Regions from separate parts of the Homo sapiens genome. Here region 2 is linked to region 1. Evidence: chromatin contacts called from ENCODE Hi-C or POLR2A ChIA-PET data. All regions are on one chromosome and are shown on one strand. Each heading gives the region's core, a stretch centred on a gene start or an enhancer-like site at or near the end of the contact. The rest is flanking DNA. Distances are from core to core; before and after follow the strand shown.

What was found. A loop is a pair of places that touch in the nucleus more often than their neighbours do. ChIA-PET counts read pairs that join two places held with the same protein, here RNA polymerase II (POLR2A).
Region 2: a loop to region 1 is called in a map of breast epithelium, with 23 times the contacts of the local background. The contact joins the enhancer-like site here to the promoter of AGBL5 in region 1. A Hi-C loop is called at or near these places in 1 of 168 maps with a recorded cell type or tissue (breast epithelium). POLR2A ChIA-PET finds 5 or more read pairs at or near these places in 1 of 52 experiments (naive thymus-derived CD4-positive, alpha-beta T cell).

Annotation. Positions count from the first base shown.
Region 1 is chr2:27,049,218-27,054,046 of GRCh38, reverse strand. AGBL5 (AGBL carboxypeptidase 5) reads right to left here and starts at 2,379. Exons shown (of 15, transcript NM_021831.6): 1 at 2,254-2,379; 2 at 874-1,134; 3 at 474-645; 4 at 1-151. The coding sequence starts at 1,088. TRY-GTA2-1 (tRNA-Tyr (anticodon GTA) 2-1) reads right to left here and starts at 3,265; the gene lies at 3,177-3,265. TRA-AGC8-1 (tRNA-Ala (anticodon AGC) 8-1) reads right to left here and starts at 2,833; the gene lies at 2,761-2,833. It overlaps AGBL5-AS1 (AGBL5 antisense RNA 1), which reads left to right and starts at 3,783. Exons shown (of 2, transcript NR_046730.1): 1 at 3,783-3,867; 2 at 4,043-4,364. RefSeq lists silencers at 1,879-1,928, 1,949-2,388, 2,792-3,086, 3,789-3,998 and enhancers at 2,125-2,624, 2,939-3,168, 3,339-3,628.
Region 2 is chr2:27,754,762-27,759,587 of GRCh38, reverse strand. No RefSeq gene overlaps it. Among named protein-coding and RNA genes, the nearest start is that of MRPL33, 15 kb to the left of the region's middle. Within about 2 kb of position 2,532, at least 9 of the 41 ENCODE cell types and tissues checked have a DNase peak (open chromatin) inside an H3K27ac peak, as active enhancers do.

The DNA.
Region 1 (4,829 bases), core at 1,130-3,629:
GGTGGTTCTCCGGAAAGCGCTGGTCTAGCTGGTTTAGCAGTTCCTGGCAGTCACTGTAGGAGAAGGGGTAGCAGAAGGCGAAGAAGGTGGTGGCCCCACGGCCCTCCACGAAACGATGAACAAAGGATAACACAAACTGCGTCTCTGTCATCTGAAGAGCAGAGGAGGAAGAGGGAGGGGCAACATGCCATTGTCAGAACTGAGCTCCTACTGGGACCACCAGGAACTGACCTCACACCCTTATCACCTTTACCAACTTCCCTCCCTGTGACACTTTCTATATGAAAAGTGGCTCCTTCTAGGCTTCCTGAGGCAGGGGCTCATCTTGGACTCTAGCTAACACTGGAGAAAAAGCTGATACTTAAACCTGTTGTCCCACCTGCTTCATACTTGTATCAAGGAAAAAAAAACGCTTTACTTTCCTCTCTACTTTTAGCACCCAAGTCTTTCTTTCCTCCTCATGGAGAACTTACCTCAAAGGTGGGCCGGTCTCGAATGCGTTCCCAGCGTGGCCGGGTGGGCAGTGTGCGCACAAAGGGGGCCATGCCCTGGGAATACAGCTTGCTCTGCTTGTTCATGTTCATAATGTTGATCTTGATGAGTTTTCCTGGCATTCCTCCCCGGACGCTGAAGTAGAACCATGACCTGAGGACCAGAGTAAGAGAGAGGTCATTACGTGTGGAAGGGTTGGAGATATGGTCTGTGGGAGAGCCGGAGCCAGCCAAACTGGGAAAGGGCTATTTGGCAAGGAGAAAGGAGGGACGATGGGTCAGAAATGGACAGGGAGTATGCTGGGTATGAACAGATAAGTCAGAGGGCTAACTGAAGCATGGGTTTGGAGCCTTTTTCCACCCTCCATTTCGTTCCATATACCTGTTCCCATTCTCAAATTCCGTTTCAGCACAGTCTGGTCGGGTCCACACGTTGAATTCATAGTCAGGGGAAGAGGCAATGCCACTGGTCAGGGCTGACGCCCCACCTCCTACCCCTTCCCCATCACTGGACAAAGATTCCACCTTCTCCACGTGGGCTAGATTCCCTGAATCAAAGCGAGAACTGAACAGCAATCCCCCACAGCGCAGCTCCATGGTGGGGCTGGGAAAGCATCCTCCTGCCCCGCTCTGGCCCTGAGAGCTGGGGGAAAACAAGGGTTAGGTTAAGGAGGAAAGGGAAGACAAATCGAAGAGTTTTCTGGGTATCTCTTGATAAATAAGAGCTATTCTTAGGGAGTGCCCTATGAAACAAAAGGCTGTCTCCCTCTTAGAAAACATAGAAGTGGTCTTCCAGCAAAGGCCAAGAGAAAGCAGCATTCTGTACCCCAACACTAAGGGTTGTAAATGACCTAAAGGGACCCCATTTTACTTTAGCTTGGCTGTTCCCAAATAAAACTCAGTGGCTTAACTATGTTGAAAAACACTAAACTCTCAGCTGCTTTGCAGCCCAAAGATTAGAGAATATAATCAGAGAGGTCAGATTTTCCAAACCTAGCCAAGATACACTCACCACCATACATGGCCACCTTTAGAGATGGGCCGTTCTGGATCTCTGGCTCTGCACTCTCCAGCACAGAGCAGAGAGAGGAATCGAGGTTCTGAGTGTAAATGGGTAGTCCTCTCTCCAGCCTCTGTCCTCACAAGTACTGAGCGGACATTCTGGTGTTGCTCCCCTGAGCCCTGGAAGGGCTGGTTCTTCCTTTTTTGTTCCTACCTTATGCCTAGTATGGAGAAAAACTATAACAGTGGTGCCTCTGCCAAGCCAAAGGCTACTGGGCTCACCTAGCGACTGGAGCTCCCTTCCAGCCAGGGCATGGGTCTGTTTCCATCCCCCTCCGCCCCGTAAGCACTGCACCCTGAGAAAGCTACCCTAGTAGCTGTGGATGAGTAATGGGTGTTCTCAGCACCCCTAAAAGAGGTGGGCTGCTAGAGTCCCACTCGGGGGAAGGAGGCTGGCTTCTCCACCCTCGACTCGCGGGGAACCGTCACACCGAGCGGGCTTGCCCTGGGCAGGGTGGGACTGGGAGGCATGGAAGGGGTCGAGACGGGCTCCCGCGGCAGGGGATTAGGCAGGGAGGGCCTAGGAGTCAGAGGTGAGGCCACGGAGCTGGGCGGGGTCGGGACCGCGTAAGCCAGGTCGGGAGCGGGGTGCGGGGTGGCCTTCGAGGGGCTCGGGCTCAAGGGGCTGAGAGAAGGGGGCGGGGCCGGGGCTGGCGGGGCCGGGGCTGGCGGGGCCCGTAGTCCGCGCAGAGCCCCTCACCTCTCTCCGGGCCGGTGATCCCGCTCCCTCTCCCGCTAGCGAGGCCGCACCTTGGGCCCCGGCACCCGGGCCCTCCACCCGGGCCCCCAAAAACACCCGAGCGCCGCGGTGCCGGGACCCCGCTCTGCCAGGAAACAAGAAGTCTCTCGCCTATTGGCCGTGGCTGCAGCTGGCGACCCGCCCAGTAAAGCTCGCTACCATTGGTCAGCTCTCAGGGTTCCTCGCACGTTAGTGGGTACCTGAGCGAGTGTCGTTCGGGGACGATGGCGGGCAGGAGCGGCCGGAGGGTTCTAGCAGCGTCTTCCGGAAGACGGTTAACGGCCTGCCTGCCGGGAGGCGGGAAAGATAAAGCGGCAGAAACTGGGACTCAACTGCGAAATAAAAAGACATCGTGTGAAACTCCTTATCGCTTAACAGTCTTGTGTCTCTAAAATGAAACACGTAGCCCACTGCGCCGGGAATCCCTCCCGTTTTGTGTTCTGTAGTGTGACGGACGCAAAAGCTGAGTGGAGGATGCGGGCATCGATCCCGCTACCTCTCGCATGCTAAGCGAGCGCTCTACCATTTGAGCTAATCCCCCGCCTGCTGCTTAGTTCTTTCCCTTTGCCTTACAGGTTCACTGCACTGTTCACTGACCAGTGGATCAACCACAGTTCAGGACATTTATTTAGCAGAGTACAATACAGTGGCATCCATGTGCAAGATTCTAAAAATCAAGCATATAATCGTGTGCTTAAGCAGAAAACATTCTAAAACACGTTACCACATGTACATTGAACGCAGAAAGAGCGTTACCGTATACTACATACTACGGTGTTCCCTATGGACTGACGGCAGTACGAATGCTAAGTCACAGGAGGCCTCCAAGCCTTTCCCCTTATGGGATAATTGAATTAAATTGAGGTTAAAAATTACAGACGAAGTCCTTCGAGCCGGAATCGAACCAGCGACCTAAGGATTGCCACGCCCTATCCACTACAGTCCTCCGCTCTACCAACTGAGCTATCGAAGGCTCCGCTGCGATAAGATGCTGCTGATAGCCCTCTAATGCTTACCGCAACCTCATCCAGCCATGACCCCCGCTTTCTCCAGCTGAAGGAACCTGCCAGGGCAGGAGACCCATGGGACCTCACAGAGCTGAGAAAGCCGGAGACCCAAAGGCAAGGAAAAGAAGCTGCCCAAAGTCCGGGTTCTCAGGCCAGAACGGAGGCCACACCGGCCCTGAGCTTCCCGGCTTTTTAACAAAATGTTCCCAACACCCCGCGGTGGTTTCTCCTGGACCGCGAACGCCGAGCCCGCCGCCGCCTCCTGGAGCTCCGGGGCAGCGCTTGTGCCGCGGTACCTGCACTCACAGGGGCTTTGCGACCGCGACGCGCAAACCCTGCTCGAGAGCCGATGGGCCACTTTGGCTGCTCCTGCTCCACATTTCCCTTGGCTTCTCCGGACGTGCTCTCCTGACGCGAACGACATTCGCTCGGCCAATTAACTCAGGTTTTGTCAGGCTCTATTCGTCCTGACCAGTGCAAGAGAGACGGCGACCGCGGGGTGCTGCAGGCTTCGGCGCGGCGCATTATCGGGCTGTGCCGAACCCCCCGGGCCGCCCTGGGATCGCGGGCCTGGCGGCGTGGCCCGAGGGCTCGGGGAGAGGGCTACGCGCCAGGAGAGGGCGGCGGGGCTGCAGTACAGGCTTTCCTGCCCTCGGAAGCGCTCGCAAGCCTGGGGGATTCCCCTGCGGTAGACCTGGGATGGTGGGCGGCGCGCGGCCGGGTAGGTCCCTGCAGCCTCCGAGGCCCACGTGAGGTCGGGGTCGGGGCGGCTGTACAGTGCCCAGCACAGGCCACTGGCCTCCCTTGTGGGTCTTTGCACAGGTCCGCTTACTCTCGGAAATCTTGGGTTCCCCAGGGCCGGGGAAGGGTCTTCTGCCTGGTCTGGGGCCCCTCCCCCGACACTGTGGATGTCTAGGTGTCCCGGGTGGGGTCAAGGAGTGACCCCACGGGTTCCCCCATCTTTGTCCCTATCCAGCTCACACCTTCGCCTGTCTTTTGCATGTGTTTTTTCCACAACCTTTTGTTCACCGGGTTTTTAACAACAGAAATAAACCTAACCCCCAACTCCTCTGTGAAGCCCTGCTTGGTCGTCCTGTGGGGTGGGTGTGCCGGAAGACCTGGCCTCAATTTCCAGCTCTGGGCCAACGTCCTGTGCTACCTTGAGCCAACATCGCCCGCGAATCCAGGTCTGGTGATGCTTTCTAGCCCCTTGCAGCTCCAACATTTGATGGGTTCTCTCGGGCTGAGCTTTAAATCCGAAGTTTCTAGATATAAAGTTGTGTCAACATTTAGATAGAAGAATATAGAAGATCTGCATAGCTTTTATTATTCAATATCAAAAAATCACATTCATGGCCAGGCGTGGTGGCTCACACCTGTAATCCCAGCACTTTGGAAGGCCGAGGTGGGCGGATCCCCGGAGTTCAAGAGTTGCAGACCAGCCTGGCCAACATGGTGAAACCTGTCTCTACTAACATACAAAAATAATTAGCAGAGGATGGTGGCGCGCGCCTGTAATCCCAGCTACTC
Region 2 (4,826 bases), core at 1,283-3,782, 710 kb before region 1:
ACGCCTGTAATCTCAGCACTTTGGGAGGCTAAGGTGGGCGGATCACTTGAGGTCAGGAGTTTAAGACCAGCCTAGCCAACATGGTGAAACCCCATCTCTACTGAAAATACCAAAACTAGCCGGGCATGGTGGCACATGCCTTTAATCCCAGCTGCTTGAGAGGCTGTGGCAGGAGAATTGCTTGAACCCAGGAGGCAGAGGTTGCAGTGAGCCAAGATGGTACCACTGCACTCCAGCCTAGGCAACAGAGCAAGACTCCATCTCAAAATAAATTAAAAAAAAGAAAAGAAAATTATGGTGGTTTGTTTGTTTTTTGTTTGAGACAAGGTCCCACTTTGCTGTCCAGGCTGGAGTGCAGTGGTGCCATCTTGGCACACTGCAGACCTGAACTCCTGGGCTCAAGCCATCCTCCTATCTCAGCCTCCCAAGGAGCTGGGACTGCAGGCATGTGCCACCACACCCAGCTAATTTTTAAAAAATTTTTTGTAGAGACAGGGCCTAACTATGTTAACCAGACTGGTCTTGAACTCCTGGGCTCAAGTGATCCTCCCAGCTTGGCCTCCCAAAGTGTTAAAATTACAGCCATGAGCCACACGGTGCCTGGCCATAGGTCTTATTTACTGAAATTATGGGGGAATTTGGGGTTTAGAGAACATTCTAGCGAACCTTTTGTATTTTTAAGGATTCTGTCCCCCTAAATTCTCTATTTGTGTATGTGAAGTTTTCAGCTGGTTATGAGCACAGGCTCCAAAGTCAGGGAAACCAGCTCGATACCGTGGCTCTATCACTTACTAGCTCTCTGTCCTTGGAGAAGTTGTTTTTGTTTTGTTTTGTTTTGTTTTGTTTTGTTCTGTTCTGCTTTGTTTTGAGATGCAGTCTCGCTCTGTCACCAGGCTGGAGTACAGCGGCACAATCCTGGCTCACTGCAACCTCTGCCTCTCTGATTCAAGCAATTCCCCTGCCTCAGCCTCCCGAGTAGCTGGGATTATAGGTGCGCGCCACCACACCCGGCTAATTTCTTTATTTTTAGTAGAGATGGGGTTTCCCCATGTTGACCAGGTTGCTCTCCATCTCTTGACCTCATGATCTGCTGGCTTCGGCCTCCCAAACTCCTGGGATTACCACGCCCTGCCTGGACAAGTTATTTAAACCTCTGTGCCTCAGAGAATCACTTGGTCCAGGGAGGCAGAGGTTGCAGTGAGCTGAGATCATGCCACTGCACTCCAGCCTGGGCAATGGAGCAAGACTCTGTCTCAAAAAAAAAAAAAACAAACAAGCAAACAAAAAAAACCTCTGTGCCTCAGTGTCTCTATCTATAAAATTGGGATAATAATAGATTCAGTCTCATAGGGTTCTTGTGAGGATGAAATATGATAATTCATTTAAGTCACCTAGTACAGGGCCTGGCACTTGATAAGTATTCAGTAAATTATGATGATTATGACTGATTTGGGGGTCTAACTATATTTGCACTTTCTTTATAAAGCCTTTTGAGTGAATATACAGTGTCGAAGTATGAATTTAGTATGACAAAGTTCTTTGCAACTTATGATGAAGGTATAGTTGTTCATTATTAAGCTAGTTTGAGTGCAATATTTAGCAATTTTCTTATTGTCAAGGACTTGATACGCCTTGTCTTTTTCCCCCTTATAGAATCTTTTTTTTTTTTTTTTTTTGGCTGGGTCTCACTCTGTTGCCCAGGCTGGAGTGCAGTGGTGCAATGATGGCTCACTGCATGCAGCCTCAATCTCCCTGGGCTCAGATGATCCTCCCACCTCAGCCTCCCAAGTAACCGGGACTACAGGCATGAAACACCACACCCAACTGTTGTTTTTTTTGTTTTTTTTTTTTTTTTGAGAGATAGGGTCTTACTATGTTGCCCAGGCTGGCCTTCAACTCCTAGCCTCAAGTGATCTGCCCACCTCGGCCTCCCAAACTGCTGGGATTACAAGAGTGAACCACTGCACCTGTCCCCGAATTTTTTTTTTTTAACTTAGAAGATTAAAAGAATTGTTGTGTTCTAGGCATCCAAATTCCTGGGAGATGGGAAAGTAGCCTAGAGTCCCATTTCCATTTGATGGATGGAGCCCTGAATAGAAATGGCATTCCCCAGAATAGAATGGCATATTTTGAGGCTTTGGCCCTACGGAGGAAGTTTCCAGATCTTCTGACACTCTCTGATCCTTCTGGCTGGATCCATTTCCTCCTGGAAGAGCACACAGAAAGTATGGTCTGGTGGGAGCACAGGCTCAGAACAACCATCCCACTCCTGGGTGCCCTCACTGCACACATTCCCAGCAGCCAAGGACATTCTCTTTGGCTTCAGGTTAAAGAGCAACACAAGTGGATAGTTGTGGGTAAATTCTAACACAAAGTATCAACCATTGGCTCTGGTGCTCTGAGAAAGAACCCCATTTAAATTATTAGGAGAGAGTCAAGAAGAGGAAGCTGAAACTCTGCAAAGAGCAGGGCCTGCAGCTGCAGCCCAAGTTGGCCCAGCTCTGTTGACCTTGGCTTTGTCTTTGAGGAACACACGCTTGTGTCTGCCTATTTCATCAGCTGTTCCCCGTCTGCCCTTCCCTTTCCCACCCTGGGAAGTGGTGAGGAGGGTTAAGTGACAGCCTGTGAGGCAACCACTCAAGCACAGGGGGAGTCTGAGGGAGGCTGTTTCACTCTTTCCAGCCAGGACCCACCCAACAGGCTCTCCTCAAATCGAAGTCCATGAAAGAAAAGTATTCATCTGCCCCAGGGTCTTCCCCACTGTCCTGACACTACATGGACTCTCTCCTATGTCCTCATGGCTATGTGTGGGGTGATGTGCAGCACCTCTGAACCTGTTTCGGCCAGGGCGGCCCCCAGAATCTCAGAATGTTAGAGTTGGAAGATCTCAGAGGGCATCTAAAGCAACATTCTCATTTTACACATGATAAAACTGAGGCCCAGAGAAGTAAAGTGACCTGCCGAAGGGCCCACAGCTAGACTGCATCAGCATGCTGAGACTACAGCCCGTGTCTCCTCACTCCTGCACAACAGAGAGCTAAAGGACCAGCATGTTCAGATGTGGCCACTCTTTGGGTAGAAGACAGCACCAGAGATGAGTGCTCAGTGTCTGTGAAGTCACAGGGGCTTGGCAATGGGAGGCTTAGGAGACTCTAAGGAGTTGAAATACATTTTGAACATGTGCAGAAGAGTCTTTCGATCCAAGTCTTGGAGGAAAGCAGGCCAATTTCAGGCTGAGATGGGACAGGTGCTGACTGTGGGGAGGGAGAGGGGCCCATGCTGGAGCAGTCCAGGAATCCTAATCCACGCCTGGGTGGTCCCCAGGCTTCCAAGCCCCCTGGGATCCTGGGAAGTTCCAAGACTGCTGAGGCAGGTCAGCAGGTTCCCGGTTGAACTCAATTACCAGGCCCACTTTGGGGTGCTCAGAATGGGTCAAGAAAGCAGCCATCAGCAGAAGGTGTTGACATGGGACTCCAGGGTACTAGGTTGAGACAATGTGTATTGATTTAAAAGGCACAGAAACCGTAACTGCACACAACTTTACACACATATTCTTATCAACATGTTGTTCCACTGATCATCTAAGGGGTGGTCAGCTTCCCTGGTCACTTGCAGCTGAGAAATGCAGCCTCGGTGACCTTCAACTGAGGAGGAGTCGACATTGGCTTCCGGTCTTCCCAGAGCCCTTGTTGTTTGTTTGTTTGTTTGTTTTGAGACGGAGTCTCGCTCTGTCACCCAGGCTGGAGTGCAATGGCGCGATCTCGGCTCACTGCAAGCTCCGCCTCCCGGGTTCACACCATTCTCCTGCCTCAGCCTCCCGAGTAGCTGGGACTACAGGCGCCCGCCACCATGCCCACCTAATTTTTTGTATTTTTAGTAGAGACGGGGTTTCACCGTTTTAGCCAGGATGGTCTCGATCTCATGACCTCATGATCTGCCCGTCTTGGCCTCCCAAAGTGCTGGGATTACAGGTGTGAGCCACTGGGCCTGGCCAAGCCCTTGTTTAAGAACCACCTTCTTTGGCTTTTCACCCCAGGGTTGCTGGGGACACCTGATGTCCTACATTATTAGGCTTTTCCTGGCTTCTGAAACCTTGTGCTGAAAGTCTCTCTGAGAGCGATACAGATTGATTAGACACTCGGATTGTTTGACACGTGTGGTTTTGCCAAAGGCAACACGTTCTTTGACCAACTTCTGAAACTCCCCAGTTCTCCTAGTCTCTCTGGACTTGAGTATCAGCCATGTTCTTATGTTGATGCCAAGCTCCTGGGTGATTAAAATTCTTCTAACCACCTTTCTGATTCAAGGCTGTACTCTGACAACACAATTGCTTTTTGGGGATTTTTGCAAACATCTCAAAAGGGCAAGAAACATTCTTCCTCCCTTTTAGCCCAATGTAGACCGGAGGTTTTTTCAGCCGTCAGCTGAATGCTGGGCCCCACCAGTGCCCAGTAGGTACAGTCCCATCCACTGTGAGGTGGGCTCCAGGGAGGGCCGTTGGGTCCATGTGAAGCCAGCAGGAGGGGCCATGTGAAGCCAGCGTCTGAGGGGCTCCCCATGAGGCCACCAAGCCCCTGTCAAACCTAGTAAGTCACCCTGACACCAACCCCACCCTTCCTCAGAAGAGCAGTGAATAAACAAGAGCATGTGAATTGGGCAACTCCAGGTGGGGGTGCAGGGAAAGTGCTCAGGCTTGAAGGGGGGATAGAGAGGGGCTGGTAGAGTCACAGTGGGGAAGCAGCTGAAGGAGACGGATCGGTGAAGGAGCTCATGTGGAGGGGCCCCAGATAGTGAAGGAGGGTCCAAACCAACATTTTCTATTCTTT